2 separate regions of the Homo sapiens genome follow, and region 2 is linked to region 1. A link is a loop called in an ENCODE intact Hi-C map of the cell type or tissue named here. Cell type or tissue: CD4-positive, alpha-beta T cell. All regions are shown on one strand. Links, peaks and the distances in the headings refer to the core of each region. The heading gives the core; the rest is flanking DNA.

Region 1 (9,934 bases), core at 2,035-7,034:
TGTGAGGAGCCCCTCTGCCCGGCTGCCCAGTCTGGGAAGTAAGGAGCGCCTCTTCCCGGCCGCCATCCTGTCTAGGAAGTGAGAAGCATCTCTGCCTGGCCGCCCATCGTCTGAGATGTGGGGAGCGCCTGTGCCCCGCCACCCCATCTGGAATGTGAGGAGCGCCTCTGCCCGGCCGCGACCCCGTCTGGGAGGTGAGGAGCGTCTCTGCCCCGCCGCCCCGTCTGAGAAGTGAGGAGCCCCTCTGCCCGGCAGCTGCCCCGTCTGAGAAGTGAGGAGCCCCTCCGCCCGGCAGCCGCCCCATCTGAGAAGTGAGGAGCGTCTCCGCCCGGCAGCCGCCCCGTCTGGGAGGGAGGTGGGGGGCAGCCCCCGCCCGGCCAGCTGCCCCGTCAGGGAGGGAGGTGGGGGGCAGCCCCCGCCCGGCCAGCTGCCCCGTCAGGGAGGGAGGTGGGGGGCAGCCCCTGCCCGGCCAGCCGCCCCGTCCGGGAGGTGGGGGGTGCCTCTGCCCAGCTGCCACCCCGTCTGGGAGGTGTACCCAACAGCTCATTGAGAACGGGCCATGATGACGATGGCGGTTTTGTCGAATAGAAAAGGGGGAAATGTGGGGAAAAGATAGAGAAATCAGATTGTTGCTGTGTCTGCATAGAAAGAAGTAGACATAGGAGACTCCATTTTGTTCTGTACTAAGAGAAATTCTTCTGCCTTGGGATGCTGTTGATCTATGACCTTACCCCCAACCCTGTGCTCTCTGAAACATGTGCTGTGTCCACTCAGGGTTAAATGGATTAAGGGCGGTGCAAGATGTGCTTTGTTAAACAGATGCTTGAAGGCAACATGCTCGTTAAGAGTCATCACCACTCCCCAATCTCAAGTAGCCAGGGACACAAACACTGCGGAAGGCCCCAGGGTCCTCTGCCTAGGAAAACCAGAGAACTTTGTTCACTTGTTTATCTGCTGACCTTCCCTCCACTATTGTCCTATGACCCTGCCAAATCCCCCTCTGCGAGAAACACCCAAGAATGATCAATTAAAAAAAAAAAAAGAAAGAAAGAAATGTGGTTCTAAGGAAAGGAAATAAAAAACATAGTACCTAAAGAGACCCACAAGGTCAAGAAGGGGAGGAAGGTGGTAAGTTTAGTTTTAGATATATTCTGTTTGAGGTAAGACTCTATATAGCTAGTAGACAATTATTCCCTTTTGTTTGAGAAGTAGGAATTGTGGCAGATTGCTTAGTACAAAAGTTCCACAACAGGTGGGCATTGGAGTGAAGCTGGAAAGAGAGCAGCACAGCAGATAAAGGGCCCCAGTTGGTCTCTAGGCAAATTCCATTTCCAGAATTACTGAGCTCAGAGAATATCCATAGGACTTCATCTCTGTCAGCTTCTAGGCATATCAACATCAACTTCTTCCTCAGTACATATAGTGAAGAATCTCTCTCTACTCTCCCATTCTCCCCAGTTCCGGTTCTTCATTATCTGGAAGTTTTTCCTAGTGTTTAACACAAATCTCTCTTTAAAATTGAGTCTTTTAAAACTTCTCATTTAAGAAAAGATGCTGTGGCTGGGAGTGGTGGTTCATGCTTGTAATCTTAGCACTTTGGGAGGCCGAGGTGAGAGGATCTCTTGAGCCCAGGAGTTTAAGACCAACCTCTGTTGCATGGCAAGACCTCATCTCTATTTTAAAATAATAATAATAAAATGTATTTTAAAAAAAGAAAAAATGTTGTGTGCTGTCATGCTTTCTATTTCTAGTATTTATAAGATTGCCAGACATCCTCTCTTTTTTTTTTTTTTTTTTAATGAGATGGAGTCTCGCTTTGTTGTCCAGGCTGGAGTGCAGTGGCTCAATCAAGCTCAGTTCACTGCAACCTCTGCCTCCAAGGTTCAAGCGATTTTCCTGCCTCAGCCTCCAGAGTAGCTGGAATTACAGACATGCACCACCATGCCCAGCTAATTTTTGTATTTTTGGTAGAGACGGGGTTTCACCATGTTAGACAGGCTGGTCTCAAACTCCTGACCTAAGGTGATCCTCCTGCCTCGGCCTCCCAAAATGTTGGGATTACAGGTGTGATCCACGGCTCCCAGCAGCAAACTACTATTGATTAATATTAAGCATAAAGCAAACTCGAAATAATGAAAAAAAAAGTATTTAAAGCTGAGCACAGTAGCTCATGCTTGGAATCCCAGCACTTTGGGAGGCCCAGGGAGGAGGATCACCTGAGCCCAGGAGTTTGACACCAGCCTGGGCAACATAGTGAGATTCCCTTCTCAACAAAAAATATAAACAACAACAAAAAATTAGGGCCGGGCGCTGTGGCTCACGCCTGTAATCCCAGCACTCTGGGAGGCCGAGGCGGGTGGATCATGAGGTCAGGAGTTCGAGACCAGCCTGACCAACGTGGTGAAACCCCGTCTCTTCTGAAAACACAAAAATTAGCTGGGCGTGGCGGCGCATGGCTGTAATCCTAGCTACTCAGGAGGCTAAGCCAAGAGAATCACTTGAACCCAGGAGGCGGAGATTGCAGTGATCTGAGATCGCGCCACTGCACTCCAGCCTGGGCGACAGAGCAAGACTCCATCTCAATAAATAAATAAATAAATAAATAAATAAATAAATAAATAAATAAATAAATAAAAATGGGCCGGTCGCAGTGGCTCACGCCTGTAATCCCAGCACTTTGGGAGGCCGAGGCGGGCGGATCACGAGGTCAGGAGACGGAGACCATCCTGGCTAACACGGTGAAACCCCGTCTCTATGAAAAATACAAAAAATTAGCCGGGCGTGGTGATGGGCGCCTGTAGTCCCAGCTACTCGGGAGGCTGAGGCAGGAGAATGGCGTGAACCTGGAAGGCGGAGCTTCCAGTGAGCCGAGATCGCGCCACTGCACTCTAGCCTGGGCGACAGAGCGACTCCGTCTCAAAAATAATAATAATAAATAAATAAAACTGATGTTCAACATTTTTTTTTTTGAGACCGAGTCTCACTCTGTCACCAGGCTGGAATGCAGTGGCCGCGATCTTGGTTCACTGCAACTTCTGCCTCTCGGGTTCAAGCAATTCTCCTGCCTCAGCCTACCGAGTAGCTGGGACTACAGGGGCATATCACAATGCCCAGCTAATTTGTTTGTTTGTTTTTGAGACAGAGTCTCGCTCTGTTGCCCAGGCTGGAGTGCAGTGGCATGATCTCGGCTCACTGCAGCCTCTGCCCCCTGGGTTCAAGCAATTCTCCTGCCTCAGCCTCCCAAGTAGCTGGGACTACAGGCTTGCGACTCCACGCCTGGCTAATTTTGGTATTTTTTTTAGTAGAGACGGGGTTTCACCATGTTGGCCAGGATGGTCTTGATCTCCTGACCTTGTGATTTGTCTGCCTCGGCCTCTCAAAGTGCTGGGATTACAAGCGTGAGCCACTGCGCCCGGTGTTTTTGTATTTTTAGTAGAGACAGGGTTTCACCATGTTGGCCAGGATGGTTTCAATCTCTTGACCTTGTGATCTGCCTGCCTCGGCATCCCAAAGTGCTGGGATTACAGGCGTGAGCCACCACGCCAGCCACAACATCTTTAATCATCAAGGAAATGCAAACCAAAACCACAAATATACCATTTCAAACTACTAAAATGGCTTAAAAAATGTTTTGGGACCTTCAAATACTTGTACAAAATGTTCGTAGCAGCTTTGTTCACAATAGCCAACAGGTAGAAACAACCCAAGTGTCTGTTAACAGATGAACGGATAAACAAATTGTGGTATATTCATACAAGGGAATACTATTCAACTCTAAAGCAAAATAAAGTATTAATACATGGTACAACATAGATGAACCTTGAAAACATTATGCTAAGTGAAACTATGCAGACAGAAAACCTCGACTATTGTGTGATTCCACTTATGTGAAATATAGCAAATTCATAGAAACAGAAAGGGTCCTGGAGATTAACAGGAGCTAGTAGGAGAGGTTAATGGGGAGTTATTGCTTACTGGGCAATGGATTCTGCTTGGGGTAATGAAAAATTTTGGAAATAGATAATGACGATGATTGCACGACACTGTGAATGTAATTAATGCCACTGAATTATACACATATTGTTAAAATGGAAATTTTTCTCATATATATTTGACTACAATTTTTAAAAAACGAGCTGACTATAGAGTGACTTTAAGTAGAGTGACTATAAACTCCAGAACAGTCCACATTTATGACTGTTGTGTGGATTGTAATTATTGATAGTATACCCCTAGACTCTCAAAGCTATCCCAGTTTGAACAATAAATTATATAGCCACCCAATCTCTAAGATCTCATTTTGAATGATTCTGCAATCCTAACATCGGGCATTAGGACCTTACAAAGGTTTTGCGATGACATCACCTCTGGAAAACTAGAACCCACAGGCCTCCAGGGAACCGGAGGCTGGGCGGAAGATGTGTGCACTTCACACAAACGCCCAGCTCCCAAGTGAGAATCATTTCAGTGGTAAATCATCTCTTTACTTGGGGTTCCAAGAGCCCACGACTAAAGGGAAACACTTGCAGAATGTGTCGGATGGAGTCAGCGACGCCAGAAACAGAGAATAGCCCCACCCTCCCCTGTCAAGCCACACTCAACATGGCCGCCAGCGTCCATGTGGAGGAGGGAGCGCGCCTCCTCTCGCAGCCCCAGAGGGGCGGGCCCTGGGAACCGAACGAGCTTCAGCAGACCAATGGGGAGAGGCAAGGGGCGGGGTTGGCCTGGGTCTTCGGCCAGAGGGCGGTGAGGTTGACTTGAACTGGCGGGTCTTGTTGTGCCGGGGCTGCCACGTTATTTCCAGCTTTTGAGGTGGATTTTGCCCGCTGGTGTGCCACCGTCAGCGCTTCCGGGTTGAACTCCAGCTGAGCTGAGCTGATCAGATCCCACCCTACCCAGTACTTGTCCCTCCTCTTCCAAGCCAGCCCTAATCAAAGCCTTGTTGGCCCCTCCCTCTCATTTGAGATGACTCATCTCTGTATCCCAACGACGCGGCACCAGGTGTGGCCTGACACGTTTGAGCTTAAAACCTTTTTTTCTGATTATAAAAATATATGCATATTTTAGGAAATTAAGAAAAGTGTAATGGAAACAAAAGTGATTTACTGTCCCATCGGCCAGAAACAATCATAATTAACCTTTGTCATTCTTTTTTTCCCTCTGTGTGTCTATTTTAACACAATTGGGACAATGCTGTATAACTTATGTATTATCGTTTGCATATTAAGTGTTTTTCTTTGTGATTTTAAATGCATGGATAGGATAAAGTATTCCATGGATGAATGACTGTGATTTTTATATTTTTCCGTTGAGCATTTAAACTTTGAGCCTGGGCACAGTGGCTCACACCTGTAATCCCAGCACTTTGGGAGGCCAAGGCGGGCGGATCACCTGAGGTCAGGAGTTCGAGACCAGCCTGACCAACATGGTGAAACTCCATCTCTACTAAAAATACAAAATTAGCTGGGCGTGGTGGCACACGCCTGTAATCCCAGCTACTTGGGAGGCTGAGGCAGGAGAATTGCTTGAACCTGGGAGGCAGAGGTTGCAGTGAGCCAAGATCACGCCACTGCACTCCAGCCCGGGAAACGAGCGAAACACCATTTCAAAAATAAATAAATAAATAAAAATAAAAAATAAACTTTGAGTGGATAGCCTCTTGGAGATGGGGCAGGTCGGGAAGGAGAGACAGCTAAGAACTGGCTATTCCACAGCTTCACCTTCTCTTTGCAAAGTTGTTCCACAAGAATTACAAGATTGTAGAGTCTTTCAACATTTTAGGATCTTAGGGTTCTAAAGTAGTACAATTGAGAAACTCAGAATCATAACATCTTGGGTGAGTAAGGACCCCAGAAAAAACAAGTCCAAGCCTCTACCAAATAGTTTCACTCTGTCTCAAAAACAAACAAACAAAACCTGTCTCTATGAAAAAAAAATAGAAAAATTAGGCAGGCATGGTGGTGGGTGCCTGTAGTCTCAGCTACTTGGGAGGCTGAGGCAGGAGAATCGCTTGAACCAGGGAGGCGGAAGTTGTAGTGAGCTGAGATCACACCACGGCACTCCAGCCTGGGAAACAGAGCAAAAAGTCAGAAAGAGAGGAGAGAGGAGAGAGAGAGGAGAGAAAGGAGAGAGAGAGAAGAGAGAGAGAGAGGAGAGAGAGAGAGAAAAAAAATTGTAGGAGGAGGTGTGGCAAAAGCCAAATGGTATATTAATTTCCATAGGCCTATATGGCAGAGCATATAGAATAGTCCTTCTTAAGGCCAGAAGAGTTTTTTATTCCAAAACAGCATTATCAACTCAGAGTGACTTGTTTTAAATGAAGAATTGAGTTATTTTGGTGGTAAGGAGCAGGTTACCTCAAGTGGTTTAGGGTAAAAGTTTGTTGCGCATTTCATCATAAAAATAGGCATGTTGGAGAGCCCTGAGATGCTAAGCAGCCCAGTTTCAGGAAGAGTTGGGATTCAAAAAGAGGGGGCTTCGGATTCAAGAAAGGGGTAGGGACCACAACAAAGTTGGAAGGTCTGGTTTCCTTGCAGCCAGACTTAATGGATAATGTATTCATTTGAACCGAGTCTCAGTTTCATCATCTGTAAAATGGAAATAACCATGTAATTGTTCTCTAACTAGACCGTTAACAATGTACGGCAGAACAATGAAATCTAAGACCATTATAGGACCCGTGACCGGCTGGGTGGTGTTGATTTTTGCTGTTGTTGTTTTTACTTTTCTGTATTTTCCAAATGTTTTATAGTTAATTATGCCTCCCTACTTTTTTTTTTCCTTTTAATTACATTTATTTTAATGCTGAATTTACTCCCGTGCCATAAGTTTTGGCCCCCACGCTGCACCGGCGTCATCCGCCATTTGGTGTTTTCTCAGAAAAGAAGCAACCTCCCTACTTTTTTGAAGAAAAGGCTCTCAAGGGCTAAAATAAGAGTTGCTAATCATGACAATCATCTCTACTTTGATCAAAAACTTAGAGTCAAAGTTCTTAGTATTCTTCAGCAAGCCCAATGTTCATCCACAAATTATTTCTGATACCTACAATGTGTAGATGCTAAAAATATGTTGAGAGAAACACAGAGTGGGATCAGACAAGGATCAGAACATCAAGGAGCACTGTCTGGTGGTTTGAAAAAACACATCTTCAAACAACTATAAAACAAATTAAAAAGTATATAAAGGAGGTATAGGAAAATGTGTTGAACAGTTATCAGTGTGGTATATGCAATGCACATGTGAATAGGAATGGCTGAATGGTAAACTGGAGACAGATCATGAAAGCTAAAATGCCAGGTTAAGGAGCGTATTGTTAAATTGGAGGGCTGTAAGTAGCTATTGAAGGGTTTTTAAACTTTTATTATTATTGGCCTGGCACGGTGGCTCACACCTGTAATCCCAGCACTTTTGGAGGCTGAGACGGGCAGATCATGAGGTCAGGAGATCGAGACCATCCTGGCTAACACGGTGAAACCCCGCCTCTACTAAAAATACAAAAAATTAGCCGGGCATGGTGGTGGGCGCCTGTAGTCCCAGCTACTCGGGAGGCTGAGGCAGGAGAATGGCATGAACACAGGAGGCAGAGCTTGCAGTGAGCCGAGATCATGCCACTGCACTCCAGCTTGGGGGACAGAGCGAGACTCCGTCTCAAAAAAAAAAAAAGCAACTTTTATTATTATTACTATTTTTTGAGACAGAGTTTCGCTTTTATTGCCCAGGCTGGAATGCAATGGTGTGATCTCGGCTCACTGCAACATCCACCTCCTGGGTTCAAGTGATTCTCTTGCCTCAGCCTCCTGAGCAGCTGGGATTACAGGCGCCCACCACCAAGCCCGGCTAACTTTTTTTTAGTAGAGACGGGGTTTCACCATGTTAGCCACACTGGTCTCAAACTCCTGACCTCAGGTGATGTACCAGCCTCAGTCTCCCAAAGTGCTGGGATTACAGGCGTGAGCCACCACCACACCTGGCCTATTATTATTATTAATTTTTTTTTTTGAGGATTCTTGCTCTGTTGCCCAGGCTGGGTGCAGTGGCACAATCAAGGCTCACTGCAACCTCCGCCTCCCAGGTTCAAGCAATTCTCCTGCCTCAGCATCCTGAGTAGCTGGGATTACAGGCACATGCCACAATGCCCAGCTAATTTTTTTGTATTTTTAGTAAAGATGGGGTTTCACCATGTTGGACAGGCTGGTCTTGAACTCCTGACCTCAAGTGATCCGCCCACCTCAGCCTCCCAAAGTGCTGGGATTACAGGCGCGAGCCATTGCTCCTGGCATATTATTATTATTATTTTGAGATAAAGTCTCCCCCTGTCACCAAGGTTGGAGTGCAGTGGCACAATCACAACTCAACTGCAGCCTCAACCTCCCAGACTCAAGTGATCCTCTCACCCTCAGGCTCCCAAATAGCTGGGAAAATACGTATGCACCACCACACCCAGCTAATTTTTATTTTTATATTTTGGTAGAGACAGGATTTTGCCATGTTGCTCTGGATGGTCTCAAACTCCTGGGCTGAAGCAGTCCTTCTGCCTTGGTCTCCCAAAGTGCTGGGATGATAGGCATGAGCCATTGTGTCTGGCCTACATTTATTATTTCTTAATTTTTTTGAAGACAAAGTCTCGCTTTGTCGCCAGGCTAGAGTACAGTAGTGTGATCATAGCTCACTGTAACCACAAAACCCTGGGCCCAAGGGGTCCTCCTGCTTGGCCTCCCAAAGTGTTGGGAGTACCCCAGCGTAAGTACCTCTGCACCCGGCTGTATTGAAGGTTTTTTGTTTGTTTGTTTTGCTTTTTAGATCATGATCTCCATGAAATATGCTTCAAGAAAGCTGTTTTTGGAAATAAACTGGCATAGGAATGAGACTAAAGACTGGCAGACCAATTAGTTACGCCAGCACAATAGTTCAGATGGGAGATAATAAAAATGGACCTTGGCTAGTACATGTGGAGGTAAAGAGGAGGGGCATTCAAATGAAGAGACAGAGCAGATAGTTGGAGATGAAGGTCAGAAGTGCCTATCTCATTAGGTCAAGGAGTTATTACTATCCTCTAAATAATGTGTTTCAAAAACTATCTCCACATTTTTATTTTGTAAAATTTGCACTTGTGTCTCCTAACCCCAGGCTGCCAGGCAGGATAATTACACTAGAGGCTATGAGTGGTTTGCTAGAGTGGAATTAGGGTTTTTCTGTTTCTGTTTTCCAGTACCTGTGTGATATTTGGGCCTTGGACAGCAGCAACACAAAGACCTTTTCCATAAGAAAAGGGTTTGGTTTTGTTTTGTTTTGTAGAGATGTGGGTCTCATTATAGCCCAGGCTGGTCTCAAACTTCTGGGCTCAAGCAATCCTGCCTCAGCCTCCCTAAGCGCTGGGATTATCGGTGTGAGCCACCACACTTGGTCGAAAAGTTTTCTTACGTTGAGTAACATGTTTGCAATAACAAGTGGTTCAGTGCAGACCAACCTGAAAGGGATGGGAAGAGGTGGATAAGGATAGCCTCTCAGGTGTCACAGTATCCCTGCTGAGATTACAGGTGTGAGCCACAGCACCCTGCCCCTTCCTGTGGGCTTCTGTGATCTTACTGAACAGTTGAGCTTCCCTCTTGCAGCCTCTTTCATCATCTTTTCGCCCTCTCTCTAGGGTTAGGTAATTCCCACTCACTCAGCCCAACCCTGCACAAGGAGAAAATTCCTGGTAAAGTTCGGGCTGGGGAGTCAGCACCATCTCTTTCTGGCTTTTCCTAGGTAGCCAGTCCTCTTCCACCTCTGGCCTTTTATATTTTTTCTTTTAAGTATGATTTTCTTTGTACCAAAATCATACCAAAAAATAGAAGCAGAAAAGTTCCACTGAAGCTAAAATAGTTTTCAGTTTGAGGTAGCTTAAGGTATATATCTCCACTTAAGCCATAGATTAGAACTTTTGGCACTATGG
Region 2 (9,934 bases), core at 1,712-6,711, 610 kb after region 1:
GCTATACTAGCAAGGCTAACAAAAAGACTGACAATCTTCTTAGCTGCCTATCCTGATCAATAAATGTGCCCTGGGCAAAAGTGGCCCCCTAAATACTAAACTCAGCTCTCTGAATTTCTGTCTTCTTCTAGATCATGGCCTGGAATTTCCTTCTTCTTCCAAATCTTAAACTGGAAACTCTTGACTAACATTAAATAACACCTTCAAACAGATTTTTAAATCTATATTTTGTCTGTTTTTTCCAGTTGTTGGAGGAAGATTGTCCAAATTACCTCATCTGTCATTTCTAGAAGCAGAAATCTTTCTATCCTACAACACTGCACTATATAGTATGGCTTTACTACACTTAACTTACATGTACTCCACTATATGTATTTAGCCCTGCCTCCTAAATATTAAAATTGTATTTTGTGTATGTGCTCTATTATATATGGCACATTACTACATATGTTACATATTCTCATATATTACTGTGTAAGGATAGATATTTGAAATCATGTATCTTGTAGTTCTTGGACAATTTAAGGGTTTACAAGGGTGATTTTAAAATTTTATACCATTATCATTATTTATTGACTTTGGAATCTAACTCCTAAGTAAGACAAGACTCCATTATACCAGAAATGTTCTCATACGGAAGTTGCCTATTTGGGATACTACAGAACATGTTTTTATTCTGAGTAGGAGCTTAAATAAGATAATATCTATATTTCTGTCAACTGAGATTCCATAGTTTTATGCTTAATTTAACGTATACTCAGACAAAAGATTCATGGCTTGATGTTTAATGCATATTTTGAAATGGCGAAAATACTACCAACAGGAGAACCCTGCCCATCAGCATAAAAACCACCAAGAAAGGAAACAATAATATGCTTTTTCTTTTTCAATAAAGCCCAAATTCCATATTCTTCTGAAATTAGGCTACAATTATGGTCTGACAGCATTTCCCAGAAGTTAAATATCTCTGTATCATGTATATGTCATCTTTACATGTTATAGAAATAATCTAAGGGAAAAAATTATATGCAAAATGATGCTGTCAGCATTATTCAAAATAGTTTTTAAAAATCAGAATACTTTAAGACATCCAGCAAAAAGGAAATGGTTAAATATGATATATTTACCAAGTGAAATACTATGCTGTCAATAAAATTATAATTATGTTCTACGTGATAAAAATTACATATATAAATTCAAAAGACAAACTGAGAAAAAAACATTTGTAATACATGATACATCAAAGACTTATTTCTTTGGCATTAAAACAGGAGAAAAGATTAATAACTCAATAGAAAAGCTAGCAAAAGATATGAATAGTTCATAGAAAAGGAAATACAGCTATCTTTTAAGTATATGAAAATATACAACCTCACTTATAAGAAAAATGGAAATTAAAGCTAAAATAAAATATAGTTTTTATTTTTCACAATGGCAAAGAAAAATATTTGATACTGCATGGTAGAGTCAAGAATTTGAGAAAGCAGGCACTTTTATATATTATTGGTAGAATAATACATTGGTGCACACTCTCTGTAAGGCAATTTGGCAATATCTGTCAAAAAAAAAAACTTTTTTTTTTTTTGAGGTAGGGTCCCACTCTGTCACCCAGGCTGGAGTGCAGTGGTGCCATCACAGCTCACTGCAGCCTCAACCTCCCAGGCTCAAGCAATCTTCCCACCTAAGCCTCCCAAGTAGCTGAGACTATAGGCACATGCCACCATGCCCACCTAATTTTATTTACTTTTTGTAGAGATGAGGTCTCCCTATTTTGCCCAGGCTGGTCTCAAACTCTGGGGCTCAAGCAATCCTCCTGCCCTGGCCTCCCAAAATGCTGGGATTACAGGCATGAGCCACCACACCCAGCCTCCCACAGTTATCTTCATTTAAGTGAAAAACAAAATGATATTTTAACTGAAAAAGAAAATCAAACAAAACCCTAGTATTCCTAGATATGCCTTGGTTACTTTGAGGAAAGGAAGAAGGGAGGAAAATGGAATCAGAGAGGTGGGCATGTGAATTTAAATTATAATTTCTTTCTTTTAAAAGATGTGATTCAAAGTTAGCAAAATATATGATTTAACGAAATGGGAACTATCATTTTCTGTCTTTTTAAAAAGAAGACAGAGATCAATTTGCTAGTGAGTCTTATGGCTTCTTTTCCTGATTTTCTCACAAAGCAAACATCCTTATGTAAAACTTTTATATCTACATTTCTATGAGAGTTTCCAGGATCCCCTCCACAACTCCATTCCATCTCATCCTAATTACATGCTGCAGCCAGATTAATCAGCCAAGAATCAGCAATAGAGTTCAATTCTCATTACATCAAATGTAAAAATTAGAAAGGTTGGGGTCAGATCCCAAAGGGCAAAGGAGTTTGAAACCTTCTTGGATTCAAATAGTCCCCTCTCTCTACACTTCTCTGAGCCTGGGTTTGTGCATAGGCTTAAAAAAATGGAAATAACTACCTCAAACAATCCTTGGGAGAATTAAGAGACTTTCTACATGAAAGCATCTAGTAAGTACCATGTCTGGTACATGATCACTCATAAACACTAGTTTTCCTTCACCTATACTTACTCACCATAGTAGCACAATACATACGCTATACTTAAGAAATCTGTTCATGGTTTCTGCATGCCTCCTGCTCAGTTTCATTTCCCTGATCAGTGTCATTTTCCATTTTATGATTCTACTGTGCCCATTTTAAATTTTTGCCCCATATCCATTATCTATTTGTATCCTACTTACCCTTCAAGTCCCAGCTCAAATTCTACCTCTTACAAAAAATCTTCCTGACTTTGAACTCCTATTGCCCTTAAAAGCCAATGTCAGACAGTTAACCACTTAATTTTTATTTATATTTTAAATTTTACTTTATTATGAATTACAGTAACACATTTCTCTTATTTTAAAAATACTAATAATACAGATAAAGCTGCAGACATCATTGACCATTACTTTCATTCCCAGACCCCACCTTTAGAGGTGCCGCTTACAGCTTGTAATACATTCTTCCAGACCTTTACTACACATCTACATACTTGTAAAATGCAGTTTTGCTTTAACTCTTTTTTTACATATATGGCATCAAATTGTACATGTTGTTCTATAACTTGCTTATTTCATGTATATCTTGCACAGAGGGCCAAATACTGCATGATTTCACTTATATGAGGTATCTAAAATAGTCAAATTCATAGAATTAAAGAGTGGAATGATGGTTGCCAGATGCTGGAAGGGAAGGAGGAATGGAGAGTTGCTAAGCAAGAGGCATAAAGTTGCAGTTAAGCCAGATGAATTCATTATAGAGATATGCTGTGCAGCACTGTACCTACAGTTAACCATACTATATTGAATACTGGAAAATCTGTTAAGAGGGTAAATCTCATGCTAAGTGTTCTTAATATGATAAAATAAAATTAAAAAAAATATAAACCTATACACCTATGTATCTATATCTCTCTTTATATCTATATATCTTGGAGGTCCTTTTAATACATATAGAGCCATGCTATTCTTTTCACTCCAGAGTGTTCCAGTTTATGTCACCATTTATTTATTCATGGACACTTAGGCTTTTCCCTCATTTTTACCTATATAAATAATGAAATATTTCAGAGAGAAAATGACGTGAAAAAATTCTGAAGCAGAAACACAACATAAAACCATTACTTACGTTAAAGAGGTTTTCTAACAAGGTAGACATTAAAATGTCTTTGAATCAGAGAGATATGGTATTTTTCATTTACCATATTATAGTCTTCATACTCTTTAAGGCATTAAATATGACCATTTCCATTGTTTTGTTTGGTAAGATACACTCCTCATTAAATGACTTGGTGTAAAAGATCTCATGAGGATTGGTGACACTATCTCACTGCCTTCCTGTCTATTCTTCACCAGCATAGAACATTTTCTCCATTAACTCCCGATACTAGAGGGCAGCAGCCTCAGTACTAATTAGTAGTAATGCAGACCACAGTTGACTAATGAAAACAATACTCCTTCAGTAAAATCTGCACTAAATTACTAATCAACCTTTTATTTTGAGGGAAAATATTTCTAAAAAGCCAAACAGACATAAATTAGGTAAAAACAGGTTTCTCCATGAGACAAGCCAATTGTGCTGTCTCTCCAAAAGGAAGGATGAAAGAATTCTGATTTAGATTATCCAGGGATTATCATTGAAATCTAAGCTAATGTAACCAGGTGTGATGGCTTGTGCCTGTAGTCCCAGCCACTCCGGAAACTGAGGTGGGAGGATCACTTGAGCCCAGGAGGCTGCAGTGAGCTATGATCACACTGCACTCTAGCCTAGGTGACAGGGTGAGACCCTGTTTCTCTACAAAACAAAACAAAACAAAAACCCTGAGCTAATGAAATATAATAAGATGTATATTCTTTTGTTAATTCAATGTATCTCACAAGTAAAACCTGGAAGAATCAAATGATGATAAATTCCTTTTTATTAGATTATCCATATTCTTTGATTTTTTTAAATAAGAGGAGAGGAAGAGACAGGAAAAATACTTTTTTAAAAATTTATTTTTTTTGAGATGGAGTCTCGCTCTGTCACCCAGGCTGGAGTGCAGTGGCGCGATCTTGGCTCACTGCAGCCTCCGCCTCCCGGGTTCCAGTGATTCTCCTGCCTGTCTCCTGGGTAGCTGGGATTACAGGCAAGTGCCATCACGCCCAGCTAATTTTTTGTATTTTTAACAGAGATGGGGGTTTCACCATGTTGGCCAGGCTGGTCTCGAACTCCTGACCTCAGGTGATCCGCCTGCCTTGGCCTCCCAAAGTGCTAGGATTACAGACGTGAGCCACTGCGCCCGACCGGGAAAATAATTTTAGATCAAAGACATATCCGAATAGGTTTCTAACGGCCTTGTAGAAAACTTGAAGGAACTGGCCGGGTGCGGTGGCTCACGCCTGTAATCCCAGCACTTTGTGAGGCCGAGGCGGGCGGATCACGAGGTCAGGATATCGAGACCATCCTGGCTAACATGGTGAAACCCCGTCCCTACTAAAAATACAAAAAAAAAAAAAAAAAAAAAATTAGCCAGGCGTGGTGACGGGCGCCTGTAGTCCCAGCTACTCGGGAGGCTGAGGCAGGAGAATGGCGTGAACCCGGGAGGCAGAGCTTGCAGTGAGCCGAGATTGCGCCACTGCACTCCAGCCTGGGCGACAGAGCGAGACTCCGTCTCAAAAAAAAAAAAAGAAAACTTGAAGGAAGTAAACAAACAGCTTTTATGAAAGAAAAAAAAAAAAACAGGGCAAAGAAGTCCCCCAAATAACAAACAGAAGTGCTAGTCTACCTATTTTGAAAACTGTCAGGTGAGACAGGAAGAGCTTTCAAATATGAATCACTCCTTTTCAAATATATCTATGGAAAAATTACTACACTGTGTAGTTTTTCCACACCATCTTCTTTCAGTAAGCAATCTACATTTAAGGTTTCTTCATCTTTTCACAGCTTGATAGCTCATCTCTTTTTGTGGCTTGACAGCTAATTTGTTTTAATCACTGAATAATATTTGATATGCAACAGTTTGCTTATTCATTCACCTATTGAAGGACATCTTAGCTGTTTTCAGTTTCAAGTACATTTTTAATTTGAAGAAATAAAAGTATAAAGATTTTTGGGTCAAGATGAAAGACTTAAACACTTGTCTCCCCTCCCTGAGAACTTATTACAGTGATAGTAAAGGAACGAAAGGACTAAACCTACAATGTAAAAAGAACTGGAGGAAGGGATCAGTGGGTACTGAAGAGTAGATGCAATTTCCACGTACAAAAAGTAGCATGAAACAAAGTGCAATAAGCCCAAACCCAAAATAACTTGATAACATGTACATTTTGTTCTATAATCAAAATGAAATCTTGTCTTCAACATGGATGAACTATGAAGACATTATGCTAAGTGAAATAAGCTAGTCATAGAAAGACAAATATTGTATGATGCCACTTATATGAGGTACCTAGATTAGTCAAATTCATAGAAACAGAAAGCAGAATGGTGGGTGCTAGAGGCTTAGGGGACGAAGAAATGGGGAGTTATTTAATGGGTACAGAAATTCAGTTTAGCAAGATGAAAAAGTTCTGGAGATCTGTTTTTCTTTCCTTAAGATCCATCAATTAATTGTTCAAAATGATGCCCCATTTTAGTTGGCTTCATTTTTAGACCATAACTTAACTTACTCAGCTTTGTCTTTCCTTGCTTATTTGGGTCCTTCATTCTTTCCTTCCCTCCCTCCCTTCCTACTTTCTTCCTGTTTTCCTCCTCCCTCCCTCCCTTCCTTGGGTAACTGCTTTTTCTTTTCTGTTCTTTTTTTTTTTAATGTTGTTGACCAGAAACAACACGCCATCTTCACCATATTACTAACATCTTCCAGCTTTTTACTATTTATGGCATAGATGCTGAATTCTTTTTCAAGATATATTTCTGGAACCCCAGTGTGGATCAGTACACTATTTTCATCTAGGATTTCTTTACATTGGATTTCTGGGGAAGTTACTCCACATCAACTTCCTCATATTTCCTATTTCCTTTTGCTATGTTTCCTCAACTTTAACGTCTATATTTTCTATTGCATTTGGCAGGGGTGGGGTGTAACGTTTTTTTCTTAATTTCCAAGAGCTCATTATTGTTTCCTGTTCCTTTTTCATAGCATATTTCCTTATTTGATGGAATAATTGTCTTATTTAATCAAAAAACATTAAGTTCTTGTGTTCCCTGACTTAACTCAGTTTTTTTCCTGTATCCATTGCTTTACTTATTTTTCATGCAGCTTATTTCCTTTTTATAGTTTGATCGTTAGTTAGTTATTAACATCAATAGATTTTTAGCCGCTGGTACCCAACATTCTGTTTTCTGTTTCTGTGTATTTGACTACGCTAGGTACCTTATATAAGCTGGTATGGGTTTTCTCTGTTTTCATGTATACAATATGTTTTCTGCCAGTCTCCTCTTAAATAGAATGGCCAGTTGGAAGCCCTGTTTGTTAGTTGCACTTATTGTCCTGCAAACTTTGCTAGCATTAATTATATTGTTTAAACTTTTGAAATAACTAATGCTAATAGCATAACTATCAAAATTTAGGAGACATAGAGAATAGTGAGTGAATTCCCATTTTTTATAGCACAGGGATATATTTGACAGATAATATCTAAAGCTTTAAAATACATCAAGAAATAGTGCTTCTAGTATATTACTTAGTCTTTTCATGGTAACCACAAAAATAACTAAAAAGAAACTTAAAATGACTTATAAGGAGCAAACTGAGGAAAAGAAGAGGCAGTTAGGATCATTGTTTTCCATTATAATCCCTTCTGTACTATTTTTTAAAATCATAAGCATGTATTTCTTCAAAAAAAATAAATTGCAAATAAAATGATGAAAACAGGAGAAAATGTAGGAAATTTGGAAGTATAAAGAAAAAAATGAATTTGAATTCTAAAAAGAAAAATTCAAATATTCATTTATATGTACTAAATTTCTTGGACAGAAGGAGAATACTGTGTTGCCAAGGAGACCAAAGCAACTGTTCAGCTCTTAAAAAAAAAAAATCCATGGCAATTTATTCTGCATAATATTACATCCTACTCCAGCTTTATAAAAGCCAATAAAATAGTTTTTTTTTTTTTGAGACGGAGTCTGGCTCTGTCGCCCAGGCTGGAGTGCAGTGGCGCGATGTCGGCTCCCCTGCAAGCTCCGCCTCCCGGATTCACGCCATTCTCCTGCCTCAGCCTCCCGAGTAGCTGGGACTACAGGTGCCCGCCACCTCGCCCGGCTAATTTTTTGTATTTTAGTAGAGACGGGGCTTCACCATGTTAGCCAGGATGGTCTCGATCTCCTGACCTTGTGATCCGCCCGCCTCGGCCTCCCAAAGTGTTGGGATTAGAGGCGTGAGCCACTGCGCCCGGCCAGCCAATAAAACAGTTTTAATGAGGGCCTTGAAACTTAGTTTATGTTGTCACTAACATTTATTAAACATTTGGTTTATGGAGTCTACCCTAGTGATAAGAATACAGTAAAAGTCAGATGACCTAGGTTTGAGTCCCAATTTTACCACTTAAAAGCCGTATCTCCTTTAGCAAGTCACTTTTCTTTTATGAGCTTAAGTTTCTTTACTTGCAAAATTGGGGATAACTACTACCTGCCTAACACACTGTTGCTATGAATAGCAAATGAGACTTAACAGCATTTTACCAAAGTTGAAACACTACAAAAATAAATTCAAGGAATAAGGACTAGCATTTCCCAAAAGTAATAAAGCCATATGTGTATACTGTGTACTCTTCATTGATTAAATGCCAAATTCAGTATTAGAAAAATGTGAACAAAAAATGTTATATAAACTAGTATTATAAAAATTGGATTGAACTAGGTGGCAGATCCAAGCTCCCATCTAAGCTCCCCAACTGGATAATGTCCACAATTTCTTTGGGTCTCTACGCAATGACCCTGGAGTAGACCACCTTTGTACAGGTATGTCATAGGTGTATTTCCCATCACATAATGATGACTTAAAAGGAAATTCACTCACCATCTTTTCTATCTGGGCTACATTAGGAGGCACAGAAAATCATGTGAGTGACATTGGAAAAAAAACTTCTACCATTAGACTAATGTGTGAATCACTGGCTTAGATTGAAGTATTTTATTTCCATTTTCAGGCTTTTTATAAGCCTACGCTACCTTGAACTTTACATGATACTCTTTCTCAACGCAGACCTACATTCTGAGACCACAGTGCTCTACTTGCTATTTCTTAAAATGCCGTGGCCAATTCCTGCCTCCACATCGTTGTTGATATATAGGAAGTTCAACACCTTTGTGACAGCTGCTATAGCAGGCTGAGCAGCTCTAGCCTGTGTCCCAGCTCTATTCCCCATCCAGCCACTGACCCCATCCACTTTGCCAGTGCCTAACATCTTACATATAGGACTGCTTTTAAAAAGAAAATTCACAATGGATAAAGAACAGGACATATTATAATGAGAGAACCTGCTTCTGGGCCAGCAAAACTGGTCTATAATTTGACAGAATGTAAGAAAGCACTGAAAAAAAAAAAACTAGGAAGGAGGTGAGTGACTTAGCCCTAGAGCATAGAAGGAGAGAGCACTGGTAGTAGAGTCATCTGTTCGCTGCCTGGAGGAGAAATGCCTTGATCTAGGACTTGTTGGGTTCTAATGGTAGGACAGTCCCATTGTGGAGATGTGTGCATTTACTTATTACAGGTTGATGCTGTTAAATGTTTGTGTCATATATCTGACTCCCTGTGATTTGATTTCATGACCACCAAAAATCTTCTTTTGACTTCTCCTATGGTGCATCTAGAAAATGCCCTGAATAGAAACAAATCTACTTAGCTATTACATCTGTACCATACATTAATAAAACATTCTGAATTCAGACATCAGTTTCTGTGGCATTGGGCACAGTGAGTACATCCTGAGACAAGGTAGGCTAACAAATTAGGCTGAAGGCTCAGGAATGGAAGGTCACATTCTGGACTTGTAAATTTACCAACAGAAAGCCACCCCTTAGAAATTACATGGAGTACCCCAAACTGCCCCAATAAACACCTGTCTTGTTGCATTGTTTTCTTTTTAACATTTACACACACACCTGTGTGTATTTAAGCCCTTCAAGACATACTAAAGCCCTTCTATGACCTGGTCTTTACACATCCTTCCAAAATTTTCTATGTACCCTGAGCAACAGCAGAAATAAAAGTTCTTAATACACACATTAAAATTTCTCTCTATGCTTGTCATAGTTCTCCTTATGTTAGCAAGTCTAATTTTAACTAATTCTGAAAGTTCAAGCACAAATAACATTTTTTCATAAAGACTTTTCAAATACACCAACCGAGACTAAGATTAGTAATTTTAGTGACCAACGCAAGTAGCAAATTGACCTCTA

What was found. Hi-C counts contacts between places; a loop is a spot of excess contacts. Peaks named below come from ENCODE experiments on the same cell type or tissue, not always from the same donor. Only the 100,000 strongest peaks of a DNase experiment are listed, where the experiment ranks them.
Region 2: it touches region 1 in a loop (2.7-fold over the local background); 5 of 110 quality-filtered maps call a loop at or near these places.

What each region holds. Positions count from the first base shown.
Region 1 is chr11:73,774,893-73,784,826 of GRCh38, forward strand. No RefSeq gene overlaps it. Among named protein-coding and RNA genes, the nearest start is that of MRPL48, 8.0 kb to the right of the region's middle. RefSeq lists enhancers at 1,668-2,534, 4,340-4,699 and a cis regulatory region at 4,287-5,161. In CD4-positive, alpha-beta T cell, for the core only: no CTCF peak of the experiment used is centred there; a DNase peak (open chromatin) is centred at 4,669; H3K4me3 peaks cover 1,204 bases; H3K27ac peaks cover 1,314 bases.
Region 2 is chr11:74,384,909-74,394,842 of GRCh38, forward strand. The region is part of intron 1 of PGM2L1 (phosphoglucomutase 2 like 1); the gene reads right to left. Among named protein-coding and RNA genes, the nearest start is that of PGM2L1, 8.6 kb to the right of the region's middle. In CD4-positive, alpha-beta T cell, for the core only: CTCF peaks have their summits at 3,980 and 4,181; DNase peaks (open chromatin) are centred at 3,943 and 4,263.